Linked DNA regions of Homo sapiens: regions 1, 3 and 4 are each linked to region 2. The links are chromatin loops, found by intact Hi-C in ENCODE. Cell type or tissue: CD4-positive, alpha-beta T cell. All regions are shown on one strand. Links, peaks and the distances in the headings refer to the core of each region. The heading gives the core; the rest is flanking DNA.

Region 1 (6,991 bases), core at 1,992-6,991, 1.1 Mb after region 2:
TAGTAACCTAGCTCTACCAATGGGCTCAAGACAGACCCAGCCTGTACTGCTTGAACCACCTTCTACCAGAGGGGGAGAACACCACCCCCAAAAGGCCAGCAACATCCCCTAGTTGGCTGTATGATCTCCTTTGAGAAAAGGAACACTCAGTTCTTTGTCTGTTTTCTTGTTTTACAATTATTTACTCTGCCCATAGGAATCTGATGGGTTTTAGAACACTTGGCTCAATGGCGTTATCCATCTTCCCATCACTGTGGTGTCAGAGAATAATACCACACCTTAACAATCCAGGCCTTGAGAAGCAAATATTTTCTAAGAGTTTCTTCAAAGAGAATCCACGAAATAATTTTGACTTTACATGTTCTAAGTAAGGGATTTCAGATGCAAAGAATAATCTCTGGAACCCTTAAGCTTTCCCAGTTTCACTTTTCAGTTAGCAGATGCCTGTCCTCCCTTACCCCAAAATCTTGCAAAATACTTCTGAGTATTCCTGTTGGTTTGCCAAGCTATGCTATGCTGTAGACAAAATTAACTTTTTAAACTTTGGCATGTGAATGTTTGAAACAAAACTCTGTTTTAAAATATCTCTGCCATAGCAGACTGGGTGGCTGGGCTCCAGTAGACTCAGGACAGAATCAAATTATTGTAACCCAAGTTCGAATCCCCCTTGAGGTTCCCACACTGCCACCGCTAGACCTGAACTCCCTGAGAGAGAAACATGCCTTGTTTCATACAGCACAGGTCTGGCACAAAGAAGCCTCTGTAAAAGTTTGTTGTTCAAAAGAACAAGATGGACACTGTATCACATTAACAATAAGATCTGTGTCAGGGTAGGCGCGGTGGCTCACGCCTGTAATCCCAGCACTTTGGGAGGCCAGGACGGGCGGATCACTTGAGGTCAGGAGTTTGAGACCAGCCTGGCCAACATGACGAAACCCTGTCTCTACTAAAAATACAAAAAAATAAATAAAAATAAAAAAATAAATTAGCCAGGCATGGTAGCATATGCCTGTAATCTCAGCTGCTAGGGAGGGTGAGGCACGAAAATCACTTGAACTCAGGAGGCGGAGGTTGCAGGAAGCCGAGATCGCGCCACTGCACTCCAGCCTGGGCAACAGAGTGCGCTCTGTGTCGGCGGGGGAGGGGGAAGGCGGGGGGGAAAGATCTGTGTCAATTGTAAAGGTCTTTGTAATTGTTGCTGGAGCAAGGGATATTCTATTTTTGCACTCCATTAAGTTTCATAAAGTAAAGATTTTGAACAACAAAACAAGCTAGTCTAATGATCTGTAATGGTTTCTATAGGCTCTCCCCAAGAATATTATTATTTTTGGCCCTTCTAAAATATACTAAAAAAAAAGTTTTAAAATCCCCAAGCATATGATTTACTCCTTTAAAATCAGGATTTATAGAAAAGGAGAGCACAGATCAAATCAATGTTAAAAATTAAAGGGGAAAAGGACGTGCACATCTGACGGTTTAAGTCATTGCTACCCAAAGCCCCCCAGTTCAGTTCTTGATCTCCAAATCCTGGGGGAAGGTAAATTTTGGGTGAGGGATTATACCTCAGCTACTGTGGTATTTATAAAACATTTTGGCAGGTGCTCTGCCAAGCAGTCTATAATTAGTGAATATGCCTCAGAAACATAAAGTGAACGCAAAGAGTTTCAAATGCCAACAGCCAGCCCCCTGAATACTGAGCTACGTAGTCATAGGGCTGCCACCATCTAGATAACATGATGCTGGGTGCCCTGCCACGGTGCACACGTGTGCACATGCACACGCCAGTTCTGAAGAGTCTTTTTTTAAACCTCTAATGGCTTGACCTCAACACCTGCTACACTTCCTGAAGACAGACAGGCTCTGGAGCTCCACTTGTTCCTCGCATGCGGCTGCACTTTCTAGGAACGACCGCACACACGCAGACGCTGGCCAGCTGCCAAGGCGGGGGCAGCCCAGCCGCCTCGGGCCTGAACTTTCCCAGCGCTGTCAGGGCAGGATCCTGCTATGAGCTGACTCAGCGGCCGGTATGGAACTCTGCCAACCACACAGCAGTGCGGGGGCAGCCGGCAACTCACAGATGTTTTGCTAAACCAAAGCAATCAGTGGGAGGCGGGTCTGGGCTGGCGGCCAGGGTGCTGCTGTCGTGGAAGTTGGGATTCTCTGATTCTAGTCCTAGCTCTGCCACTATCTCCCTGGGTGATGAGTGAAAACCTCTGTGTATCTCAGTACATCTCCCACTTCAGAGGCATGTCTATGTGATGCAGGAGAGGATGGCACTGTTTACATAAAAGAGCTCCCCCGGGCACTATTACCTACCATGTGCCTGGCACTGGACAAGCTTTCACATGTGCTAGCTCGGTTAATCCTTACAACATCCATGGGAGGCAGTGGCACTCTTTTTATTTCACAGATGAGAAGACACAGGCTCAGAGCAAATCAGAGCCCTACTAAAAGATCACAAGGGCAATATTTGGAAGTGATGGGATTTGAATCCCACTGCTGGCTGCAAACACTATTGTTGTAAAACTCAGATCTACTGTACAGACCTCCTGATCCAAGATGTTTGATTTTTTGGGTTCCAAAGGACCTTTCTTATATGACTTCTCAGTTGCCCTGTGAAAACCCACAGCTTTTCACAAATGATTTCTAAACAGTACCACTGGATCACAAGAAGTGTGTGTGCTTCTGCAGGGTACCCATGAACTCCCTTACTAAGCACCAACAAGTCACTTAAGCTGGAACAACTTATCATCACTCCCATCCTTTGGGCGAGGAAAAACTATATTATGGGTCACAAAGAGAAGAGGCTTGGTTGAAAACAAAGATTCCCTAGGCTCCACCCTCCAAGATAATTCATTAGGACTCAGCAATCTGTATTTTTTAAAAAGCTCCCTAACTGACTCTGATACTCAGCCATTTGGAAGTCACTTCAGCTTTCCTTGACTAAAAAGGAAATTTTGAGGTCTACCCTTCCCTGTTGTCAAGGGGATGATGTAAGAGTGAAATGAAATCATGTCTACAAGGCTCTTTGTTGGAAAATATATACAATGCAAGTGCTTCTTGTCAGCTGTGTTTAGCTCCAAAACAACCAACTGTCCTTAAAGAGGGTTAGCCTGGAGCTAAGAAACTGTCTTAGGCAAGAACTTTCTTTTACATTACTGTTAGAAACATTATTATTAGAAAAGCTGTAATTAGTCACACATCTCATTTTAGATATTCCTCACAACACTGTTGCAACTTCATCCTTCCTTTAAAAAAGAAGATTGTATTGACATTCTTTCACATCAAACTTGGCAAAACCTATATTAAGAGTAACATACAGGCCAGGGGCGGTGGCTCATGCCTGTAATCCCAACATTTTGGGAGGCCGAGGCAGGCAGATCACGGGGTCAGGAGATCGAGACCATCTTGGCTAACACGGTGAAACCCCGTCTCTGCTAAAAATGCAAAAAATAAGCCAGGCATAGTGGCACGCGCCTATAGTCCCAGCTACTCAGGAGACTGAGGCAGGAGAATCGCTTGAACCTGGGAGATGGAGGTTGCAGTGAGCCGAGATCATGCCACTGCACTCCAGCTTGGGTGACAGAGTGAGACTCCATGTCAAAAAAAAAAAAAAAAAAAGAGTAACATATATTTCATTGCTTTAATGAAGAAAATAAATATTAAATAAGAAAAAAATCCAAAGTCTATTCATGTCTAGGCTGTTGGTCACCGAAGTGGGGTGAGAAGGCACAGACTGGCACAGCCCCTGACCCTGTCAGTCCATGACCCCTCTCTGGCCTTCAGGAAGACCAAATGACCTACAATACCAGAAAGACTGACCTGCTTGAGCTGCTCATCCAGATTCCAGTTCGGCTGTCCTGCTGTGGAGACAGAAGGTGAGGCCTTGGAAGCATCTTTGGTATGGTCTTCTTTAGCTTGTTGTCCATGTGGTGGGAGCCCTGGTGCTGGAAGTAGATTGGACATGGGTGCCACTCTGGGATCTTGGCGAGCTACTTTCTGCACATGAAAATATTTTGAAGCAGCCTGGGTTTCTTTCTCAGCCACCTCTGCAACTTCATCATCCCCATCCTCATCTTCCAAACCTCCGTCCTCTTCCTCAGGCTCTGAGTTCATGTTGCCCCGTTCAAACACTTGGGCCACTGCTGCGGTGGGTGGAACTCTGGCTAAGGGACCTAAGGGAGTGCTGCCAGAAGGTCTCCCAGCTGTGGCGGAAAGGAGAGTCGGCTGTGTGACCAGCTTTTGGGCATACAAGAACTGGGCTTCTCTCATCTGCTGGCCCTGCTTCTCTCTGGCATCCATCTGCAGAGGAGCCAGGTGTGGCTGCTTCTGTTGTTGCTGCTGCTGCTGCTGCTGCTGCTGAAGTGGCTCCATTTTTGCCTCAAGCTTCACCCACAGAGTGGCATGACTCTGAACCTGGGCACAGCCCACCAGGCACACTGGGTCTAAACCTTAGTGATTAACAGAAACCACAAAGAAGGAGGGGGAAAAAACAACCATGTTAAGCAGGTATAAAAAGGTTTCCTTTTCTCCAGTAGAGGGCCATGAGTTCCGAACGCTAAACATATGCTCCTAAACCTGAGTTTTAAGATGAGTGAGTGGTGGGGGTTTCGTGGGTGGGTAGGAAAAGGTGTGAAGAAGAGAAACAGGATCTAAGAGGGGAAATAGGGAATGAATTTCAGTAGTAGTAGCAGGCTTTAAAAGAAGTACATCCAGCCAATATCTAGTCTGCTAACGTGTTCTGATCTCTCTTCCTCTACATTATCAAACATTAATCTGTTACTGAACTAATGTTACTGAACATTAATTACTGAAAAGGTAACTGGGTTTGCACTGTAGCAGAAGCATAATTATGCAAACAACAATAATAAAGGAAAAGAAGGACCTGCCTGCAAAGGAGAGAGTATGTTCCCAAGCCCACAGGAGAAAGATATCACCTCTAAGCTAGACACAGAACTATCAGGCAGACAGTTTTACTCTCATAGAAAAAGCAAGACCAAGCAAGCTGCTCTTGGGTCTAAGCTTTTCAAATTTCCCTGATCAAATTGCCAGCCTGCTTGTTGAGTGGACTGAGCCATACTAACTGGACATTATAGCCTCAAAAAGAATCCAATTTCAACAACATGAAAGAAACACGCAAGGAGGCAAGAGTCTCAAATTGCAATCGTCACTCAAAAGCAAACGGGGGAATTCCTCTGGAGATTTTAAAGTTAATTAATTTGAAACAGATATCAACATTGTCTGAACAACAAGTTAATGCTGCTTCTTTTTTATAAACAGCGAAGTAAATCTCTTCACATCCCCTTTCTTTCTGATTCATTTCTATTATGATATTCTCTGACAAACACAAAAAGAAAAGTCTTTCGGGCCAAAAGCATTCTGGGGGCAGGTTTATCTGCATTCTTACCAATCAGTCTCCAAACACACATCACTTTCACACCCTCTTCTCCTTTTACTCCCCCACCTCTCCCCTGCAGGCCCTCACCCCCAACAAACTTCACTTGAGTTATGTTTCTTCAGCAAGTCTCCATAACTGAATGGATTACTATGCAAGGGCAATTTTAGGTGAACAGGACTTGCAACATGGCGTACAATTTTGTCATCACATGAAAGAAGCTGCACTGCACATGTTGGGACTTGATATCTGCATTGTTCCAGTGTTTTAGGATTGGGTCGAAAGACAAAAAACAAAGTGTCTTTAGTATCTTCAAAAATTCACGGAGAAGTAATCACATCTTCAGCAATAAAAACTGCTTGGATTTAAGATTTTTTCCAGGTTAGAGTAAAAAAGGGTACAATTTTTAAAGCTAGGCCAATTAGTAGAGATTAAAAATTCTCATTTTCTGTTTATCTTATAGCCCTGTTTGTGCCTTTTGTGTTCTGTGAAAGATTCGCATTCCAATTTGCCTCTTACTGCCTTTACTTCCTCTCTTGGCACTTCAGAAAGTGTGAGTTACGCTTGCAGCAATACTTTCATTCTGCTTTAGCTCTTCTTACAGTGTAAAAAAGCATGACAAGATTTACATCCACATTAAATTCAGTTGGCAAAAGTGTTCATTTAAAATGAAAACAATTTGGGTCAAAGAAAATTACAGAATAAAGCAAATAATTCGGTGTTCATTTTAAATGTCCTCATAGTCATTACAGTCAATCAATCACGATCGGAATAACTTCTCAACCAAGTCCTGCCAGTCACTGAACAACTGCTTCTTGTCTTGTGGCACCATCTTCTCTGAATGCTGTCCCCAGCAGAGGGGGAGGTGTCCCTCCCACAGCCTCTTATAGTAAGACTGAGATGACTCAGTTCTACAACTCAATACACACACCCTCCCCCAAAGAGCCCATTTTCCCGCAGTCCCTAAGCAGCCAGCGATCCAAACAATGCCACCTGCCTACATTTGGAGAACTTATGTCTCAAATCTAAACCTCTTCATCCCTTCACACGGGCCCCTCCCCCATTTCCCCTAAAGTTCCCGGACCACCAAGCCGGGTACAACGGACTACCTGCAGCTTTGAACCCGGCCTGCTGACCATTCCCCTGCTTTTGCTGCCGGATTCTTTTGGCCCCGGGCCCCTGTAAGCCCCACAGCCCACCTTCCCGGTCACCCCTGCACGCCTCCCCCCATTCTTTATTCACCTCCCCCCATTCAGCCCTATCATTTTTACCTCTACCAACCCTCCCAGCCAATCCGCTGGCTCTTCCGATGGCCCCCGCCCCACCTATCTGCGCGCCCACTCAGCTCCAGGGCCCCTCACCCTTCTCATCGCTTTATCTCAAACGCTTTATCTCAAATGCCCTAATGGGCACAGGGCGCTCGGGGCTCCCGCGGCGCTCTCACTTTCCTTCGCGGTCCCCGCGCCCCCGACTCGCGCATTCCCCTCTCTCTCTACACCTGCCTCGGCTCCTGGCCTCGGCCCCTCCACCTGTCGCAGCCTCCTCTCCCGCCATGCCTGAGGGAGCCCGGACCCGGGCCACTTACCTGTGCGGGGC
Region 2 (6,736 bases), core at 1,737-6,736:
TCTCAAAGTGCTGGGATTACAAGCATGAGCCACCACCCCCAGCCTCTCACGTTATTCTCACTGGGGTGTGTTCTGTCTTTCCTGCTGGGACCCTGATTCATACACAGGAAACAGCATCCATCCCTCATCCAGGCATCCAATTTCCATCCTTTAGGAAAGGAAACAGCAAGGGAGAACTGTGCCCAGTGGTTTTCAGGCTGACTCTGCTGGTGGCAGCCTGCAGGACACACTGGACTATTACTGTAGGAATGCAGACAAAAGATGATGAGGGCCTGACATAGGGCAGGGGTAACAGGCTGGAGAGACAAAAATCTGGGAGAGCTTTTGGAGGTAGAATAGACTGGGAAAGCAACCAATAAGCTGCAGCTATTGAGTGAAGTATCAACCCACATGTTAAAAAAGATTTTTTTTGAGGCCGGGCATGGTGGCTACTGCCTGTAATCCCAGCACTTTGGGAGGCTGAGGTGGGCGGATCACGAGGTCAAGAGGTCGAGACCATCCTGGGCAACATGGTGAAACCCCGTCTCTACTAAAAATACAAAAATTAGCTAGGCATGGTGGCGTGTGCCTGTAGTCCCAGCTACTCAGGAGGCTGAGGCAGGAGAATCGCTTGAACCTGGGAGGCAAAGGTTGCAGTGAGCCGAGATTGCACCCGCCACTGCGCTCCAGCCTAGCGACAGAGCAAGACTCCATCTCAAAATTTTTTTTGACTCCACTTTCCCCACCAGCTATTGCCCCATTCCTCTGCTCACCTTTGCAGCAAAATTCCTTGAAATAGCTGTCTATACTAAGTGCGTCCAATTTTTTTTCTCCTGTTCTCTCTTTAAATCCCTCTGGCCAATCTTTTACTCCCACACTCCACTGAACTATTCTTGTCAAGGTCATCAATAGCCTTGGTGTTGCTGGACCCTAATGGTTATTCTCAGTCCTTCTCTTATTTAGCCTTTTGGTAGCATTTGACCTGGTTGATCACTCCTTCCTCCTGGATACATTTTCTTCATTTGCATTGGAGAGAACATACTCTCCTGGTATTTCTTCCACCTCACTGGTTCATCCTCTTCTCTCCAATAATTCTTTTTTTTTTTTCTTTTTTGAGACAGTCTTGCTCTGTCACCCAGGCTGGAGTACAGTGGTGCGATCTCGGCTCACTGCAACCTCCGCCTCCCAGGTTCAAGCAATTCTCCTGCCTCAGCCTCCCAAGTAGCTGGGATTACAGGCGCCCGCCACCACGCCTGGCTAACTTTTTGTATTTTTAGTAGAGATGGGATTTCACCGTGTTAACCAGGCTGGTCTCGATCTCCTGACCTCATGATCCACCTGCCTCAGCCTCCCAAAGTGCTGGGATTACAGGCATGAGCCACAGCGCCCAGCAAGCCTCCAATAATTCTTAACGTTAGAGTAACCACAGTAGAGTTGTCCTCTTGTCTTTTGTATCCATAGGCACTCCTTTGATGATCTCATCCAGCCGAATGACTTCAAATACCACTCATTCTAGTAATGCCCAATTTTTTAAATCTCCAGCCCTTTTTAAAAAAACTCTTAACTCATATATCTATTTCTCCTTGACATCTCCCCTCAGAAGTCTAATGGATGCCTCCAACCAAAAATGTCCAAAATTGAATTTCTGAGCCGGGCATGGTGGCTTATGCTTGTAATCCCAGCACTTTGGGAGCCTGAGGTAGCAGGATCGCTTGAGCCCAGGAGTTCAACACCAGCCATGACAACATAGTGAGACCCCATCTCTACAAAAAATTTAAAAATTAGTAGCCAGGTGCAGTGGCTCACGTCTATAATCCCAGCACTTTGGGAGGCCGAGGGTGGGCGGATCACCTGAGGTCAGAAGTTCGAGACCAGCCTAGCCAACATGGCAAAACCCCGTCTCTACTAAAAATACAAAAATTAGCTGGGTGTGGTGGCAGGCGCCTGTAATCCCAGCTACTTGAGAGGCTGAGGCAGGGATAATTGCTTGAACCTGAGAGGCGGAGGTTGCAGTGAGCTGACATCGTGCCATTGCACTCCAGCCTGGGCAAGACTCTGTCTCAAATAATAATAATAATAAAATAAAAAATAAAAATTAGCTGGGCATGGTGGCATGTGCCTGTAGTCCTAGCTACTCAAGAGGATTGCTTGAGGCTGGAAGGTTGAGGCTGCAGTGAGCCTTGGTCGTACCACTGCACTCCAGCCTGGGCAACAGTGTGAGACCCTATCTCAAAAACAAAAACAAACAAAAAACATAAGTGTCAATCCTTTGCTCAAAACCCCGAAGTATATGCCTCTCAACATAAAAGCCAAAGTCTTTTCAAGGGACTACAAGCTCTTTAACCTCTTCCTCTCCTCCTTGCCCACTCTGCTCCAGCCAAGATAGCTTTCTTACTCTTCTGACATGCCAGGCACATTCCTGCCTTAAGGCATTTCCACTGTTTCCTCTTCCTGAAATGTTCTCCCCCTAGATATCCACACATGGCTTAACCCCTATAAAATATCACCTTCTCAATAAGACCTACTCTGGGGCTGGGTGCAGTGGCTCATGCCTGTAATCCCAGCACTTTGGGAGGCCAAAGTGGGTGGATCACAAGGTCAGGAGATGGAGACCATCCTGGCTAACACGGTGAAACCTCGTCTCTACTAAAAATACAAAAAATTAGCCAGGTGTGGTGGCAGGTGCCTGCAGTCCCAGCTACTCAGGAGGCTGAGGCAGGAGAATAGCTTGAACCCAGGAGGCGGAGGTTGCAGTGAGCCAAGATCACACCACTGCACTCCAGCCTGGGCGAGAGAGCAAGACTCGATCTCCAAAAAAAAAAAAAGAAAAAATCAATTAGATTAAAAAAGCAAACAATCTGTATTAGCTTTCTGTTTGTTTTAGAGACAGGATGTTGTTCTGTTGCCCAAGCTGGAGTGCAGTAGTGTGATCATGGCTCACTGCATCCTTGAACTTCCGGCTTCAAGGGATCCTCCCCCCTCTTACCCCGAAACCCTCACCAGTAGCTGGGACTATAGGTGCTGCCACCATGCCTGGCTAATTTTTTTTTTTTTTTTTTGTCCATAGGGACTGAGTCTTACTATGTTGCCCAGGCTGGTCTTGAACTCCTGGCTTCCAGTGATCCTCCCACCTTGGCCTCCCAGTGTTGGGATTACAGGCATGAGCCACCATGCCTAGCCTGGTGATGTTTTCTTAAACTGGCTAAGTTTATGAGTATTTATTATACTTTATAATTTACATATTATATTATTTTCCAGATATCGAATATTTTATATATATATATATATCTTTTTGAGACAGGGTCTGGCTCTGTTGTGCAAGCTGGGGTGCGGTGGCACCATTGTAGCTCAATGCAGCCTACAAGTCCTGGGCTCAAATGATCCTTCCCCCTCAGCCTCCCAGGTAGTCAGGACTACAGGTGCGCACCACCATGCTTGGCTAATTCTTTAAGATTTTTTACAGAGGTGGGATCTCGCTTCTTTTTTCTTTTTTTTTTTGCCTAGGTTGGTCTTGAACTCCTGGCCTCAAATGATCCTCCCACCTCAGCCTCCCAAAGTGCTGGGATTACAGGCATGTGCCACCGCGCCCAACCCTCAAATATTGTATTGTAAAAGACAATGAAAAGCATACAAAACAAAAATGATCAGTGAGAAGCTAGGTGGCGTCAAATGCCCGGGCAAAAAGGGGTTAGGTCTGCAGCGCTATACTCAGATGTAACTTACAGATGCAACTAGCGGAAACAGCATTAAATTTGTTAACTCAATGCTTGGTGGCCAGAAATTCATGTCAGGATAATTCATTTGAGCACAGACTAAAGGGTTTGGACTTGTAGTTATAGTCCAAGTTTCTCAAACTTGCTGGGTTTTATGAATCATCTGACACTTTAGTTAATAATACAGATTTCCAGGCGACTCCCTTATAGATCCCTTTTCTGTGGGCCTAGGAAGCAGCCAATCAGTATTTCATGGGTTCGGTGCCACCTATCCCAACTTGACAATGAGAGATCGCTCTGCATGCCAGGTGAAGGACCTGACGCTGGCGGGCGGCGGGGACTACCAGGTCAGCCCCAGGAGAGCCGGCTCCGGCAAGCTCCCCCAAGGCATGGCAGGAGCCCAGTGCAAGTTAGCACAGTAAACCCAATCAACAAGCCGCAGTCACCCCTCTTCCCCAGAAATGGCCTCTTCAGCTCTTGCGGGGGAGACTCTGAAAGTCCCCAAAGGACAGAAGTCTAGGAGGAAATGATTGCCGCAGAAAGGGATACAGTCTTGGCTACTAAAAACCGCGCGGAACCGCCTAGGGACCCGCTCCCAACCACCCACCTCCGGTGCTTCTACCCCCTCCCTCGCAAACGCGAAGAAAAGAAGAAACGCGAGATCCCAGTGCAGAGGCGTGGTCCCACCCTGGCCAATGGGAAGTGAGGGCGTGACTTTAAGTCTTTCTTTCATTGGCCCAGGGTCCCAGGCCGTCCAGGTCTTGGGGCGCCGCGGCGGAAATCGCGCGGATGCCAGAACGCGCTCTCAGCTTCGGGTCCTGCGGCTGCGGCTGCCGCCATCATGGTGCGGAAGCTTAAGTTCCACGAGCAGAAGCTGCTGAAGCAGGTGGACTTCCTGAACTGGGAGGTCACCGACCACAACCTGCACGAGCTGCGCGTGCTGCGGCGTTACCGGCTGCAGCGGCGGGAGGACTACACGCGCTACAACCAGCTGAGCCGTGCCGTGCGTGAGCTGGCGCGGCGCCTGCGCGACCTGCCCGAACGCGACCAGTTCCGCGTGCGCGCTTCGGCCGCGCTGCTGGACAAGCTGTATGCTCTCGGCTTGGTGCCCACGCGCGGTTCGCTGGAGCTCTGCGACTTCGTCACGGCCTCGTCCTTCTGCCGCCGCCGCCTCCCCACCGTGCTCCTCAAGCTGCGCATGGCGCAGCACCTTCAGGCTGCCGTGGCCTTTGTGGAGCAAGGGCACGTACGCGTGGGCCCTGACGTGGTTACCGACCCCGCCTTCCTTGTCACGCGCAGCATGGAGGACTTTGTCACTTGGGTGGACTCGTCCAAGATCAAGCGGCACGTGCTAGAGTACAATGAGGAGCGCGATGACTTCGATCTGGAAGCCTAGCGGATCTCCCACTTTGCATGGCTGTCTTTTACAGATGGGAAAACTGAGGCCTGATGCTGGAGATTCTATGAGGGTGCTCTCCTCAAGGGTATCAGACGGTCGTAGGTTCTTAAGAATTTGATTCATCAGTGGCAGGCCATGCATAGAGCCACGGGAGGTGCGTCCTTGTTTTCCAGGGAATGTTCTTAGAACTTGGACTACTGATTATTAATTGACTGTGCCTTGGGAAACAGTGGGAAGTAACTTGGTGCAGCACTGGGGTATTGTTGGCTTCTTGTGTTGGAAACTTTGTAATGTAAAAGGAAAAACTGGAAATCCCCACGCCCTGTTTCCCTTTATCGTCTTGTGGTTGGACTGGTTCAATTCGTTTAACTCGAATTCTTGCTCCTGGCCGTGGTTAAGCTGTGTACAGATGATGGAGAGTTTGGCCTCAAGTTTTTATAAACTGAGCGAGACTAGTGTTCAGGATCTCCTCCCTTGTTTAAATGTCAATAAATGCCCCAACTGCTTTGTAAGTGCAACTTTTTAATCTGTCTGGTTTTCTTTTTTTCTCTAGAGACGGAGTCTTGCTCTGTCACCCAGGCTGGAGTGCAGTGGCGCGATCTCGGCTCACTGCAACCTCCGCCTCCCGGGTTCAAGCAATTTTCCTGCCTCAGCCTCCCGAGTAGCTAGGAGTATAGGCGCCCGCCACCGCGCCCGGCTAATTTTTGTGGTTTTAGTAGAGTCAGGGTTTCACCATGTTGGCCAGGCTGGTCTGGAACTCCTGAACTCGTGATCCGCCCGCCTCGGCCTCCCAAAGTGCTGGGATTACAGGCATGAGCAAACTGCGCCCAGCCTCTGGTTTTCTTACATAGAGTCATATTTATACGTCCCAGGAGCCCAGAGAAGAATAGAGTCAGCAGCGAGTGACCTGCCTGTGGATTAGATGTGCAACAGGGCCACATGTGGAGGATGCAGGATGTTGTACAGGATTGGGCAAATTTGTCACTTTACCAGTCCCTTCCTTGGAATGAGTGTTTTGGCAGAGCTCTTCCTCACATAACTTCCTGTTGATATTCCAGCCCCAGGAAATACCGTATTAGAGGGCTGGGATGTTTGCTTGCCTAAGGAAATAATCACTCTGTAGCTTGGCCATCTAGCGGTTAGAAGTGGCCCAGGAGGTTCCTGGAAATTTAGATGATAGCAGTGATAGAGAATAAGAAGGGAGACTACCAAGTTTTACTCAAGATTTCTTTATTCTTTTTTCTTTTTGTTTTTTTTTTCACACAAGGCCCAAGCTGGAGTGCAGTGGAGCTGTCACAGCTCACTGCAGCCTCGATCTCCTGGGCTCAAGCAGTCCTCCCACCTCAGCCTCCCCAGTAGCTGGGATTATAGGCATGTACCACCACCCCTGGCTAGTTTTTAATTTTTGTAGACACAGGGTTTTGGCATGTTACCTAGGCTGATCTCAAACTCCTAAGTTCAAGCAATCCTGCCTCAGCCTCCCAAAGTGCTGGGATTACAGGTGTGAGCCACCGTGCCTGGCCAAGCCTTCTAAAAGGAGAATAAATAGGATGCCGAGATCAGTGGATTGGCTTTTAGTGGTGCCTTGTTCGCTTCCCCAGGTGTGAGGCAGCATTAGGTGAAGAAATGATTTAGAGAAGGGGAC
Region 3 (7,095 bases), core at 810-5,809, 440 kb after region 2:
AAATGTCCGGCAGCTGGCGCAGCGCCAGTAACTTCAGCATGCGTGAGGTGCAGCCTGGCAGGGCGAGCTCCCGCAGTGCCCGCTCCTCCGACAGCGTGGTGGGCCGCAGCTCCACACGATGCTCCTGCAGCACATGGTCCACAGAAGCGGGTGGCAGCCGAGGGAAGAGCCGCTCCTTCACCAGGTGAATGGGCACGAAGATGGCGCCAGCTCGCACCACATGGGGGAAGGGGCACCGGTGGGTGCGATCGAAGCGCTGCAGCTGAGACAGCAGCTTGGCCAGCAGCCCCTGCACACCCTGGCAGTCCTGCCACGCAGCCTGGCCCCAGGGCCCAGCCGTCTCTAGCCACTCGCGAAGCTTCTCTGGAGGAGAGTGGGCGACGGAGCCAGAAATAGCATCACACAGGGACGCATGTAGTCCTGTAAAATGCTGCTCCAGGGAGTCCCCTGGGGCTGAAGTAGATGCTGGAGCAGGGCCTGCAACTGGAGCTGGAGCTGGAGCTGGATCCCGGGCTGAAGCTGGAGCCTGAGCTCGAGCCGGAGCAGGGGATGGAGCTGGAGCAGGGGCAGGGGAGGCCACAGCTACGGCTGGAGGGCTGGGCAGTGCCAGGCTGAAGCAGGTCACAGACAAGGGCTGTTGAGCGAGAATCCGCAGTCCAATGGGCCCAGATGTGGGGGTGGGTGCAGGCTGTGTGGGAGCAGGAGCTGAGGTGGGCGTGGACGGGACCACGGCTGCAGGCAAAGGTGCCGGACGGAGGATCTTGAACTTTCGGAACATGAAGGCCACAGAGCTGTGGAAGTTGGTCCTTGGCATGGCATCTGTGGTCACTGGCACCCCAGGCAAGCCTGGTGCTTCTGTGTCTATCTTTTTCAGGCCTGGCAGATCTGACACCATGTTGCCCACATCTGGCACATCCATGGCTGCAGTAGGCTTGGCATGCTCCACAGAACGGGAAGCCTTGACAGGGGAGGCCTCTGCTGTGGGCTTCCTCACACTCAAATCCAGGGCTACCTCCTCCTTAAGTGAGCCCCTTAGGGGTTTACTCCCTGAGGGGCCCTCCTGGGCAGGCAGGGTCCCCCTGCAGCCTTTGTCCTGACCTTCACTGGTGGCTGGGGCTGAGTCAGGCTCAGCTGTGGCAGAGTCAGGCTCAGTTGTGGCCTCGGGTGCCGGCACATCCAGATAGTCACGGTAGGGGGCCAGGCTGAAGACATTGTCAATGACAGGCATTGGTGGAGAGCTGGGTGGCCTTGCGCCCTCCTTCTGTGGAAGAGACTGGCACTCCCGGGCACAGGGGGGCAGTGCTGGGGGGGTACAGGGAACTGGACTGTCTCGGATGACGATGGGCGGCCCAGAGTGCTCACTGAGCCGGGGCTGGAGCTTCTCTTTCCTGCAGCTGGGCAGCCAGGTCTTCTCTTCGGCTTCCTGTGCAGGCCTCACAGGCTCTGAGCAGGGCTGGCTCGCTGGCAAAGGCTGGCATGCCCTCTGGAAGGCACCAGGCTGTGGCACAGCCCGCACATTGTTCTGGGAAGGTGGTGTCCCTCCAAGCCCAGGGGATGCTCCATAGAGAGAGAGGTCATCCCGGGCATAAGGAAAACTCAGTGTCTGGGGGGCAAAGTCCAATGGGCACCGTGGAGTGAGAGGCGGCTCCAGCTTGAGGCCTGGAGAGGGTGCTGGGAGAGGGGCAGAGGGGTAGGGGTAAGCGTCCAGCCCCAGTGGGGGAATGTAAGGTGCCTGGGCTGCCTGCTGCCTCAGGTAGGGGCTGCCCAGCCCACCAGCCTGGTACCCGGTCCCCTTGTGGCCCCCCAGAGGCTGCAGTGGGAGTGCTGGGCTGTAGCTGCCCTGCTTCTCTGGGTGGCGACAGGCTGGAGGGCAAGGCAGGGCCTGTGGAGGGTGGGGTGGTGGGTGGTGGGGTGGTGGGTAGTGGGTGGGCCCGGTGTCCTGACAGGGTGGCCCCAGGGGCTGGGCCAGCTGGGTCCAAGGACTTGAGGGCCCCTCAGACATTGCTTGCTTGGAGTTCCTAGGGTAAGGACCTGTGTACCTGGAGGCCAGGAAGCCCGTGCTGTGGATGGTCTGATATTTCTCCAGGAAGGGCTGGCATGGGGAGAAGCTCCCTGAGGAGTCTTTACTGGACCCCTCAGCTGGCACCCCCCGCAAGAAGGTGCCATCCAGAGTCTGGCCCTTGCTAGGAGCTGGGGCCAGAGAGCAGGGTGGGTCAGCTGAGGGCAACAGGGGCCCAGTCGCCAGAGTCCAGTCAACATCCAGTGGCCTCTTCACTGCTCCTTCCCCCAGACAAGTTGAGAGCCCATAGCACAGAGGGTTGCGGTAGACAGGTTTGGGTGCTGCCAGTGGTGGGCCTGGGTAGGAGTGAGCCTGGGGACTGAAGGGCAGGAGCTCAACAGGGCTGGAGTCCTGCATCTTCTCAGGGCCTTCTGCTGGCGAGCGGTAGAACAGGCAGTTGGTCAGCAGGTTGTCTGCCTGAAGTGGGGGTCCTGCCATACCGGTAGAGTACAAGGGTGGGTATGGGGTCCAGGACGCCAACTGCTCAGACTCGGCCTTAGGAGTACCTGCCATGGGGCAGGAGAAGTAGGACCCCTTGTAGGTGCAGGGATCCTGGTTACCAACAGAGTGGGGCAGGCTGTGCTCGAGCCCGGAGTCTGTCTCTAAGCGGGGCAGCTTGCCATACATCACAGGCCCCAGGGTTCTCAGGGGTCGCTTCTCTGCCATCGCTGTGAAGGCTTCGAGCCCTCCTAGGCCCCTGCTACTCAACTTCTGACCTGGGATAGAGAGAGAAAGGCAGGGGCTGTCAGGAAAACAGGCTACAGGCAAAGCAACAGAGGGCTGCTGCTCTCATCAGCTCACGGCTACACCTAAGAACCTGGCGCTTAAATGATGCTCAGTTAAGACTGTGAGTGCATGAGCCACGTGACAGAGGTTTCCAACTCGTGTATGTATTTTTTGAGGCAGGGTCTCACTCTGTTGCCCGGGCTGGAGTGCAATGACATGAACTTGGCTCACCGCAGTCTCAACCTCCTGGGCTCAAGTGATTCTCCCAACTCCCAGGTTGCTGGGACCACAGGTGCCTGCTACCACACCCGGCTCATTTTAGTATTTTATGTAGAAACAGGGTCTTACTATGTTACCCAGGCTGGTCTTGAACTCCTGGACTCATGTGATCCTCCCATCTTGGCCTCCCAAAATGCTGAAATCACAGGCATGAACCACCTACTGCTCCTGACCCCAACTCGTATATTTTAAGCTGCAGAACCCTTTGTTTAATGAATTATTCTACACAGAACCCCCACCCATCCCCACTCCAGGAGCCCCTTCTGTTCGATTTTCCTCCATACAACTCCCAAGATCCCCTCCTTCTTGGGATTTCAGAATTTGTAGGGGCACTGGGTCTCAGGGTCACTTGACATACCCTGCCGCCACCCCCTCATATACAGATGAGGAGACCCATTCATCCCAAAGTCACCAATGAAATAGACACAACGAGAAGCAGGCCTCCTGCCTCCCACCACAGGGTCCTATTCCAAGATGCCACAGTGATGCCCACTGCAGCCAAAACATGGAATCTGAGTATTGTCTACAAATTCACAGATTTCTTGTGACACTCCTCTGACCTGCTGATCTTGTCAAAAATGGCAGAGTCGGGCCTCCAGCCCAGGTCCCTAGGCCCAAAGCCAATGCTGAGATACTGGACTTGGCTCTGGAGAGCAGTCCCCTAGGAGAGGTAACTGGGGACATCAGTCTGTACAAGCCACACCCCTCTCGCCCCACTCCTCCCCCTCCGCAGGAGTCAGGGCAGCCCAGCAGATGGTGCTGCAGCACCAGCAGGAAGGTCCCAGAGCATGAGGAGCCTGGATCCACCCCCAGCCCCCAAGCTGCAGATGGCGATTCCTAGGCACATGGCAGGGTGGGGCCAAGACAGCGTCAGGGGCGTGTGTGAAAGTCCAGGGAGGTGGCTAGGTGCTGTGGCTCACACCTGTAATCCCAGCACTTTGGGAAGCCGAGGTGTGCGGATCATTTGAGGTCAGGAGTTCAAGACCAACCTGACCAACATGGTGAAACGCTGTCTCTACTAAAAATACAAAAAAATTAGCCAGGCATGGTTGTGCATGCCTGTAATCCCAGCTACGCTGAAGGCTGAGGCAGGAGAATTGCGTGAACTCAGGAGGCAGAGGTTGCAGTGAGCCAAGATTGTGCTACTGCACTTCCAGCCTGGGCAGCAGAGTGAGACTCCACCTCAAAAAAACACAAAAAACAAAAAACAAAACAAAAAAAAAGAAAAGAAAAGAAAAGAAAAAAGTCCAGGGAGGGAGGCCCCAGGGGCCAGAGTGCTACTTAGCCACTACTCCCATTGTATTGATGGAAAAACTATGTGCTGAAAAAAGACAAAGCTCTAAGACAAGACCAAGGAAGGATGGGGACTGAGGCCCCTCAGGGCAGCAGGCACCCAGTAACCCGTTAGGGGCTCATCTGAAGCCTGTCTTCTGGGGCCACACTGACCTACCTCTACCTCCCCCAGCCAGCACCCTATTCCTGGAAACTCTCAGTAGCTTAGAAAGGACCACCTAGCTCAATCTTGCTATGATTAGGGCAAAGTGTCACAGGTTTCAGTGACTGGCAAGCAAGGACCAGCCCTCTCCTTGCCTCTTCTGGTTGGAGCCAATGACAGCCACAGGCTGAGTTAGACCGGCACATTTTGGGGTTAGAAAACACAAGGCTAGTGTGGGGGCCAATGCCCACTTCCACCAAGGCAGACCCAGAAAGCAAGCTGGTTCATCTCCTGGACAGAACCCCACACCTCAGGCCAGCCTAGAGAAGACACAGAGGGGCCATTAGGACACAGGTGACAGTCCCAACAGCAGTGTCCTATGATAGAAACCTGCTATCGAGGGGTGAAAGCCCCCATCTCACTCCACAGCAATGCTGTGAGAAGGAACTGTAGGGTTTTGAAGTGTGGATCCTCCCCACCTCCACCCTTGGGACACTCTGGGTTAAGTACTGACTTTGGTCTCACCTCCCCCACATGCTTCTTGGGGTCTGCTGGGTCCCCACCCCCACCCCAGGAGTCCCTCTCTCCTGGGTCTCAGCCCATGGAATACCCTTTGCTCTGGAGACTTCTTGAGGCCCCTATCTGGGACCCAGTCAATAGACAGGAAACCACCTGGGACCCTCAGGAGTCTTTGTGGGAGGGGTGGCGGCTTCAGGGAGCCAACAGAGAACTCTTAGGGGTGTGGGAATGACCTGATCTCCTGCCAGTAGGAGGTGGAAAGCCCAGGATACACTCTCTCAAGGGAGACGACTCCTCCACTCAAGACAGTTGCCAAAATGTAGGTGCCTCCTTCCCTGACCCATACTGAGGCAAGCAAGCTCTCGGAAAGGGCAGGTGCCCAGGGAGCAGGCTCAGATCATCCTTGAGAGGCAGCTCTGTTGATCCTCTCTGCCAAGCTCCAACGTCACTCAGCCAGCACCCAGGCCAGGGTCCCGGAGAAGAGCCCACCACCGCAGCACCGCCCCTGCCTTACGCAGTGGGAAAGGAAACAGCTCTCTGTTCCCACTTTCACCTTCTAGGGGCCTCGGGATGGCCGATGGCAAAGACCAGGAAGAAGAGCGCGATTCCTGCCCAATTGTGGCCAGCATCTGGATTCTCCCGGAGGGCTGGATCGGGCCTCGCCGAGTGTTCTCCCATCTCCCACCTTCCCTACCTGAGGCTCTGGGCTCTCCAGACGCTACAACCCAACCTGGGGCAGCCCAAAGTCTCCAGTGGAGGGGAAAGCGAACGGGATCGGTCTCTATCCCCTTTCCCCTACCCGCCCTGAACATAACTCGGGTGCCTAGGGCCCACAGCCGATTTCGCTTAGAGGCTGCCGCCGCACCCGACCTGGCGGGCTTCCGGGTGTCCCCAAGCCCCTCCCGGCGGCGCCGAGACGCACGTGCATCCAGCAGGCTGACACACAGGCCGCCGCCACGCATGCAAACCCGTGCCTGCACGTACGTGCATGGCCCACATCTGCACACACGCCATTCCAGAACTGCGCTCTCCCCTCGCTCGGGCCCCGGGCATACGTGTGCACGCAGGCAGGCCCGCGCACCCAGCCCCACACCGACGCCCGCGGACCGGCGGGAGGTCCCGGAACAGGGGCGGCCCGGCGACAGGGTCCGGGCAGCCTCCGCCTCAGGGCGATCCTGCCAGCCTGGGCTGAGGCCAGAGGGGTGAGTCAAGAGGTGGCGAGAAAACCGCAGGGCCGTCCCATCCCAGCAGGGCGCGTCCAGGGCCCCGCGGTGCCTCAGCGCCCGGCGCCCCCAGGCCCAGCCCTCCAGTGCCCCCTTGTCCCCATACCTCCTCCTCAACGCCATCCCCCAGCAATCCACGTGACAGGGTCCTGCGGGAGGCCGGAGGGCTCGGCCTGAGTTCCTTCTCGCCAGATTAGGCGCCTGTTCTCCGCCGGAGACCCAGAGCGCTACCAGGTCCCGGGAGCCTCGAAGTCCGGGGAAAGTCGGAGCAGCAGCGCCACCCCTGCCCCGCAGCCCGTTCGCGGGGGGCCGGCGGCAGCCAGAAGCCGCAGCCCCTCGGCCCAGGCGCGGCTCCCTCAGTCCCCGGGCCGGCCGGTAGGGGCGCCCTGGGGCAGCGCCACCCGCCCCTTCTCCACGCGCCGCCCGCAAACTCGGCCCAAGTTTCCGCGCCCGCCGAGCGGGCGAGCTCCTACCTGCAGAGCGCCAGGACTCCCGCCGCCGCTACCCCAGGCGGCCTCCGCGTCCGCATCCTCCAGCGTCTCTCAGGCCGCGGGTCCTAGTCCGACCGGGCCCTGCGCGGGAAGTCGCAGTGAGCACCAAGCCCGGAGCAACCCTCCTAGCTGCCGTTCGCGCCGCCGCTGGGCGCCGTCTGCGGTCCCGGGCGGGGCGGGCTGGGGGCGGGGCGGGGGCGGGGCGACTCGCAGGGTTGGGGAAGAGCCCGGCCCCGCCTCTGGGAGCCTGCGCTCCTGTGGGCAGCGGGTGCGGAGGGCCCGCGTGGGGCCAGCTCGCTAGGAGCGGGCTGCGGGCGCTGTGCACCGCCCGTAACCGCCACGCTCCACGAACCAGTGCCCGGC
Region 4 (7,095 bases), core at 1,324-6,323, 1.0 Mb after region 2:
TACCACAGGGAGATCAAAGGCAGGAGAAAGGGGAGCCTCCTGCACTCTATTCCCTCCCGCCCGGGGGGGCGGTCCCGTGAAGTGAATGCTCTGTAAAGCCAAAGGCCAGGCAAAGGGCTGTACACAGGAGGCGAGGGCTCAAAGCCCTCAAGTTTGAGAAGCTGAACGCTGTCTGGCTAGGGCCCTGAACTGGACCCCACTCAAGGGAGTAAGGACCACAAGTGAGCATGAGGAGCCACAAGAGACTAGAAGAGCAGCCCTTGGAGAAAGAGGCACACAGGCCTCACAAACATTCCATAGCCCTCCTGAGGGTCAACCCAAGGGGACGTGGACCCAGCGCATCTAACTTTCTTTCCAGAGGCCCATTTAGCACCCTTTTAGACCCCCACAGTGCCCTGCCAGGTGCCTTGCCTTTATCCAACAGTACCGTTACTGTCCCTTCTTCTAGCTCTCTGGCTCTAGTATCCTACCCTCCGCCTATCCCAGGATAGCCAGAGGGTTAGCCATCTGGCAGGTAAAAGAGCCCCACCTCACTATCCCTGTTCAGTGAGGACTTATATCCACCAAATGAAATTGCCAGGCTGGATCTGCCACCAGCGGAGAAAGCTGGCCATGTGAGGCCAGCAACCTGCTCCACCCATACGTCAATCCCTGACTGCCTCCATGGAGCCAGCCTTCTTCCCAACACTCACACTTGGCCACAGCCAACCTCCAGTCATGGTCAGTCCTGAGCTTGCCTGGCCAAGCACATTTTGTACAAACCCACTGAGGCTGCCCCATCTCACCAGCAGGGTCTGTCAGGAGAAAAGCAGCATAGAACAGCTCCCCATGCTTGAGCAGGACAGTGAGGCCTATGTGACCAAACCCCTGGGAGCCTCTCCGTGTCCCTAAGAAAGCCCTCCATCTCCCCACTAACTTGTCTTCCCCCGTGTACCTGGGAAGTCTTTGGAGATAAATATTTTGTGAAATCACCTCCCCAAAAGCTTAGATTTGTTGTTTTGGTAATCAGCTGACTAATATTTCACTGTTTTCCTGCAATTACTCTGGGTCAGGTGCCCAAGCTATGGAATGAAAGCAGGAACTCACACCCCACTAATTGACCCAGAAGATGCTCTATTGGCCAGGGCACATGTCGTGCCACAAGGCAAGTATGGTCCTGCCCATCCTCACTGGGCAGACAAACACCAGAGCTGGAGGACACAGTCACAGTCACACCACGCCAAAGACTACCTCCTGGGACCTAGAAGATTCTTATGTCCATACATATTCACATCAATGGAAAACAAAATTTCAGAGTCATATAGATGTCAATCTGAATCATGGCTTGCCACTTCTAGCTGTGTGCCTTTGAACAAATTATTACACTACTCTGACCGTCAGCTTCATCTTGCAACAAGGGAATAGTAATCTCTTACAAGGTTCTGTGAGGATTAAATATCTCTCTCCTATAAGTGAAATGCCTAGCACAGCTTTGTGCCCACAGAGGTACTAGTGGCAGCTTTTCATGAACATCTGAAAGTTCCAGGTAACACTTCAGGGCTGTGTTAAATGCCTTACAGACATTTTATAAGTCCCTTCCAAGGAAACTGGGAGGCAAGAGCTCTGGCAGAAAACTAAACTAAATCCTAGTGCTGTCACATACCAGCCTCATGACCTTAGACAAGTCACTCTAGGCCTTGGTTAGCATGCCTGGAAAATGGAGATAACATCTCTCAGCCTGGCAAAAGAGATGACAAGCATGAGAGTTATAAGGTACCACACACAAAGCAATAACAGAGAAGAGTATCCTTCCTTTAACACATTCTAGGCAAGTAAAATATTGGAAATAGCAGATATCATCCTCCCAGCCAGGGCTCTAGGGCCCATTTCTCAATTATCTCTGATTCTCGAAAACCTCAGCAAACAGCTTGTTTAAAAAGCAGCTAAAGGCCACAATTATGCTTTGGGAAGCTCTGCTCTGCACAATGAGGAAAAAGGTGATATGAAGAAAACCAAGCCAAGGATGTCAACTTTGAGCACAGGCCTTGTCGGCTTCTCATTTGCTGTTCCTGGCCAGAGAACTGGGCTGACTAGAAGTGCAGCCAGCCAGGTCAGCGGCTGCCCTCCCGGATTCCAGCCACCCCAGCACCCATGGTTATTTTTGGCTGGACTGCCCTACCACTGCAACCTCAAACCTGCCACCTCGCAAGCCTCCACCACCAACGGTGAAACGCTCCTCCTTTTCAAGGGCATCAAGAAGGGAAGCTGGAAGGCCGCCAACTCCGCCTCTGATGGGGGCCTGGTTCAGGCAATTTCCACCCCAGCTCCACATCAGGGCACCCACACCCGGAACTAAAGCTAGAGACTCCCGGGCGGGACGGAGGAGCAGCCAGGGGATTTGAACTGTCAGCTTGGCCTAGCCCATCCTCCGGGCTGGAGTGGCTCTACCACCACAACAAAACACACAGGGGAGCCTGCGCCCTCGTTCGCGTCCCTTCCTGCCGCCCCAGGTCCCAGGGGGTCTCAGAGTCCCATCCCCTGTAACCGCCACCAGTGGCGCCGAGGGGAGACCCGGGGACAGAGGGAAAGCCGGACTGGGCCAGAATCAAACTCCAGGCCGCCAAGGGAGGAGTCATCTGCGGACTAAGCCTGAAGCCAGGGGTAGGGGAGGGGTCTGAAGGGCTTCTCTGGCTCTTCTACGTCGGACCCCGACCCCATTCCGCGGGCAGGCACAGAGCCCAAACTGGACCCTTGAGCGGCCCCAGAGGCCGTTCAGGCTCCGCCTTCAACACCGTGGGGTCGAGGTCAGGGTCTGCAGTGACCGCCCTCCGGGGCAGAAGCAGCGGGTCAGGGGTGAGAGGTCGCGGCCCGATATGGGCCGAAGAGGAGAAAGAAAGGGAGTAGGCCGAGACCGAATGGCACCAGCGCGCCTGCCCCGCCGACTCACCCCCGGCCGCCGCCGCCGCTGTCGCCGCCGCGGACCCCAGCCCACACTTACCGTCTCCCAGGCTCCGGCTGCAGCTAGGCCCCACTCCCCGCTCCGAGCGCCTCTTCCGCTTCCGGCTGCGACCTCCGCCCGTGGCAGCCCCGCCCCCTCGCGTGACGCAGCCGTCGCCAGCCTCGGCTCGACCCGGCTCGGAGGCCTGGCCGCTCTAGCCCCCGACTCGAAGGCTCCGGGGCACCAGCCCTCTCCGCTCCGGCGGGCGCCGCGGCCTAGGAGACTAGTTCCGGGAGGGCCGAGGGGACGAGCCTGGCCCGGCCCGCCTCCCGCCGTGTCGCGGCGCACGTAGGTCCCCCGACCTGACAGGTGCGCGGCCCGGGCCGGCTGGGCTCTCAGAGCCGAGAGGTGGGGCCCCGACCTGGCCGTGGGGCTGGGCCCGCTCCGTCGCCCCGACCCCGCGTGGTCCGCCAACTCCCTCCTGCGCGCGGAGAGGACGGGCATTGTTCTCGGGGCCCCGGAGAGCGCGAGAGCGGCCTGAGGTCTGTGTGCCGGAGCTCGGGAAGGCGGACGCGACTCCGCTTGCGCGAAACGAGCGAACGACACATTATTATCTTGGTGTGTGCGGGTTTTTTGAAAGCCGTGGTGGCGCTCCCAGCTCGCCAGTGCGTGCGGGGCAGTTTCTGGGAAGATACCCTAGAGCTACTCTGGCGGGGCCGGAGTCTGGAGGGAGGAGATCCCCTCTCCTTGAGCCCCCTCCTGTGGAGCGGCTTCCTGCCGGCCTGCGTGGCCTCTCAGTTAAGACTCCCCCGCTAGACAAAAGCCCCGCCGGCTGCGTCTCTGGGCCACTGGACAGCCCCCTTTTGCAGAGGCCTCGAGCGTGGGGTCACCAAAATCCCTGACACCTACTGTCCCGCGCCGGGTCGGACAGGATTACGAGGCCCCACTTTCCAGATGAGAAAACTGAGGTGGGGATCTTTTGAGACCTCACTGTGAGCGTGCGCGTCCCGCCCGGTCTGGGAGTGGCGTCCCCGGCCTCGCGAGCGTCGCGCAGTGAAGCGACAGGGCGTGGCGCCTAATTGTCCCCACGCCACGCGAGGGCTAGAAACCCGCAGTCGGGGCGGACCATCCCTCCAGGCACCGCCCCCTCCTTGGGACCGCTCCGCGGGGGCGCCAAGGGTTTCCCCAGCACCGCCCCGGCGGCCGCCAGCCAGCCGCGGCCCCGCCCATGCCCCTCCCCGCGGGTCTGGGCCCGCCCCTGAAGCGGGGAGGTGTCGCAGGGGAGCCCCCCGCTTCCGAGCTGCGGCTGCGCATCAAGTCCTTCGCCAGCGGCTCTCCCTGAAACGGGGGGTTTCAAGGCGTGATTTGTAGGGGTGTTTAGTATCCCCTAAATCTCTGCCAGCTCCACCATGGCTATCCGAAGTAAACAACAGAAGCTAATTCAAAACTGGGTCCCCTTCCAAAAAATTACAAAAATTAGCCGGACTGGGTGGCGCATGCCTGTAGTTCCAGCTCCTTGCAGGGGACTGAGGCAGGAGGATCGCTTGATCCCAGGAGGTTGAGATTGCAGTGAGCTATGATCACACCACTGCACTCCAGCCTGGTCGACAGAAGGAGACCCTGTCTCAAAAAATAAACAAAAAATCGGCCAAGCGCGGTGGTTCACCCCTCTAATCCCAGTACTTTGGGAGGCTGAGGTGGATGATCACCTGAGGTCAGGAATTCGAGACCAGTCTGGCCAACATGGCGAAACCCCGTCTCTACTAAAAATACAAAAATTAGCTAGACGTGGTGGCACGCGCCTGTAGTCCCAGATGCTCGGGAGGCTGAGGTGGGAGAATCACTTAAACCCGGGAGGCAGAGATTGCAGTGAGCCGAGATCGCGCCACTTCACTGCAGCCTGCGCAAGAGAGCAAAACTCCGTCTCAAAAAAGAAAGTTAGGAGCCGCTTCAGTGTACAGTGGGTGACCCAGATTGGCTGCTGAGGTCCTGCCCCCTAAGGTCCTATCTCAAAAGCTGAAGATTTTGAAAAATCCCAGGCCATCTGAGATGCCATTCCTGCCTGGTACCCATGGCCTCGACCACACTAGCCAGGTTCCATCTCGGGGTTTCATCAGCTCAGATGAGGTGGAGTAGGAGGCCTCTCTGGTGTCTCCTCCTCCCACCACTTAGTGTTGCCTGAGTTTCCATGGCTCCAGGATACTAGCCCTGAGGGATGGATGTTCTCAGAGAAGCTTCTGTCCCCGGGATGGATGTTCTCAGAGAAGCTTCTGTCCCCAGCCCTGCCCTGAGCTATAGGCTCTGATGGGGTAAGTTAGTCACCTTCCCACAAAACTGCCCACCACTGAGAATCCAGGAGTCCCTACCTCCCAGCCACGAAGCAACTCTCTTTTTCTGAGGTGGAACAGAAGCCATCTCCCAGCTGTCTCCCTCTCCACACTTTGCAGCCTGGAGGCCATCCTGCCTGAGATTCTACCCTTAGAGCTTCATTCTTTTGTGACTTTCACACCTTTCAGAAACTTGGAGAAAGATCTGCCCCCAGGTGAGGTTTGGGTAACTCCTCCACTCCCATCCCCACCTCAGAGGAGGCTTGCTCCACCTCCACTGCCCCTCAGGCCCAAGCTCCTGTCTGGGTCCTCAGCCTCTGTGGAGTTGAGGTCTGTAGCATATCTCAAGGGCACTGGGGAGGTGCCGCTGCCCTGCATCCTCCCAAACCCCACAGCTCCTCTCACCCCTTTTGGTCTCCCTTTTGCCCCCCACCTCCACTTCCACCAAGCTTAGGGCTCAGTTCACTGCCCGCCAGGCCCAGCTGCTCTGATGCCCTCCTTGTTCTATTGTCCTTACTGTCTCCTCTGTCTGCCTCATCTGACTTTGCCTTCTCTGGAGGCAGTTAATTCACCTCTGAGCCTTGGCCCCAGGGTCACCTCCCTGGAAAGCCTTCCTGGGGCTGCCCTGGCCTGCCCCCCTGCTCAGGACAATCTGGCCTGCATGTGCACTCCATTCTGTGGACCATGAGCCCCTCCCGGACCAAGCTGGGCACAGCTCAGCTTCTCACTAAGGGCAGGGGGCTGCCATGGAAAGCCTGTCACTTCTAACTGGCAAGACAGAGCACCCAGGTAGAGTGGCATTGTGGGAGCTGTACCCAGTATGGGAGGTGGGGGCAGCGGCCAGTCCTCATGGTCTGTCTTAGAGAAGCCTTGTGTGGCAGTGACATTTTGGAGGGGAGACAATTTTGGAGGGGGCTGCAGGAGCCTGGGCCTGGAGTAAGGGGAGAGGAGAGTCAAGCTGTCCAGTGGGGAGAAGGCCTGGTGGGCGATGGTGCCATCCTGAGTGGAGAAGGCCTGGGAATGTGAGGAGTGGGGAGGTCAGGGTGGGGGTGGTAGAGGTGCTAGGTGTAACCACTGCTTAGGTGAAGACAACTCCTGTGCCCTTTCAGAGCCAGGGCAGGGTGCCTCGTGCCCAGGGTTGGGAGTTGGGAGGCAGTGGACTTGGGCCCAGACCCTAGAGGTGAGGAGGGTGATGGTGAGGGGTGTAGGGATGGCAACACTGGCAGAATAGCCCCTGTCTACCCTCTGACCTTCCTCACCAAGCTGGTGGGTGAGAGGTCCGTCAGGGCCTCCATATTACAGCTGAAGCTATGGAAGCCAGAGAGGTACCTGAGCAGTGACTTGACTTAAGGGCTCTGACCCCCACATCATAGCTAAACTGTGGTGGCCCCCAAATGCTCCCCTGCCATTTCCAGACTTCCACACTGGAAGGGGGAACGTGGCTCTGGTGCAGACAGTGTTGGGTGGGGATTGCAGCTCCTCACGGGACTCCCTGCCGGACTTGGGCACCAATTTCCCCTCAGGAGTGCCTGCTGCGCCTCCCCAGACCAGCTGCTGTGAGGATAATGGGGTTTGTGTTCAGCAAGTGGCCACCCCTGGCAGCACCCACAGCTCATGGAAACCACTGGGAACTGAGAACTGTTTAGTGGAGTTGAGGCTGGTGTTTAGTGAAGTTCCAATCACCAGGAGACTTTCGGGCCAGAGGATCAGGGTTGAAGGGTTTTAGTGCGTGCTCAGCCAAAGGGCCTCAATTCTGAGTCTGAGAAGAGGCCTCAGAGCCTGGTGCTTTGGGAAGCCAAGACTACCCCAGCTCCAGGATCTGTCCTGTTCTCAGGTCCCACTGAGGCAGAG

Evidence for each region. A loop is a pair of places that touch in the nucleus more often than their neighbours do. Peaks named below come from ENCODE experiments on the same cell type or tissue, not always from the same donor. Only the 100,000 strongest peaks of a DNase experiment are listed, where the experiment ranks them.
Region 1: it touches region 2 in a loop (3-fold over the local background); 3 of 110 quality-filtered maps call a loop at or near these places.
Region 3: a loop joins it to region 2, with 12 times the contacts of the local background. A loop is called at or near these places in 3 of 110 quality-filtered maps.
Region 4: a loop joins it to region 2, with 2.5 times the contacts of the local background. A loop is called at or near these places in 2 of 110 quality-filtered maps.

What each region holds. Positions count from the first base shown.
Region 1 is chr15:74,541,320-74,548,310 of GRCh38, reverse strand. ARID3B (AT-rich interaction domain 3B) reads right to left here. Exons shown (of 9, transcript NM_006465.4): 1 at 6,981-6,991; 2 at 3,823-4,451. The coding sequence starts at 4,374. Among named protein-coding and RNA genes, the nearest start is that of ARID3B, 3.6 kb to the right of the region's middle. RefSeq lists enhancers at 1,737-2,046, 1,869-2,163, 6,096-6,155 and silencers at 1,747-2,289, 6,145-6,329, 6,846-6,991. In CD4-positive, alpha-beta T cell, for the core only: a CTCF peak has its summit at 4,535 (motif pointing right); DNase peaks (open chromatin) are centred at 4,510 and 6,290; H3K4me3 peaks cover 1,777 bases; H3K27ac peaks cover 739 bases.
Region 2 is chr15:75,637,966-75,644,701 of GRCh38, reverse strand. It overlaps IMP3 (IMP U3 small nucleolar ribonucleoprotein 3), which reads left to right and starts at 4,478. Exons shown (of 1, transcript NM_018285.4): 1 at 4,478-5,609. The coding sequence starts at 4,534. The coding sequence ends at 5,088. RefSeq lists a silencer at 4,324-4,483 and an enhancer at 4,774-4,833. In CD4-positive, alpha-beta T cell, for the core only: a CTCF peak has its summit at 3,652; DNase peaks (open chromatin) are centred at 3,671, 4,411, 4,951 and 5,411; H3K4me3 peaks cover 2,827 bases; H3K27ac peaks cover 3,319 bases.
Region 3 is chr15:75,201,679-75,208,773 of GRCh38, reverse strand. C15orf39 (chromosome 15 open reading frame 39) reads right to left here and starts at 6,892. Exons shown (of 3, transcript NM_015492.5): 1 at 6,715-6,892; 2 at 1-2,775. The coding sequence starts at 2,725. RefSeq lists enhancers at 1,450-1,499, 6,567-7,095 and silencers at 5,756-5,805, 5,926-7,085. In CD4-positive, alpha-beta T cell, for the core only: CTCF peaks have their summits at 3,636 and 3,837 (motif pointing right); DNase peaks (open chromatin) are centred at 3,823 and 5,403; H3K4me3 peaks cover 1,797 bases; H3K27ac peaks cover 1,314 bases.
Region 4 is chr15:74,611,781-74,618,875 of GRCh38, reverse strand. It overlaps CLK3-AS1 (CLK3 antisense RNA 1), which reads left to right and starts at 3,084. Exons shown (of 9, transcript XR_007064715.1): 1 at 3,084-7,095. It overlaps CLK3 (CDC like kinase 3), which reads right to left and starts at 3,040. Exons shown (of 13, transcript NM_001130028.2): 1 at 2,978-3,040. RefSeq lists enhancers at 1,675-2,285, 2,286-2,897 and silencers at 2,986-3,525, 3,946-4,265. In CD4-positive, alpha-beta T cell, for the core only: no CTCF peak of the experiment used is centred there; DNase peaks (open chromatin) are centred at 2,275, 3,115, 4,035, 4,935 and 1 weaker place; H3K4me3 peaks cover 3,127 bases; H3K27ac peaks cover 3,199 bases.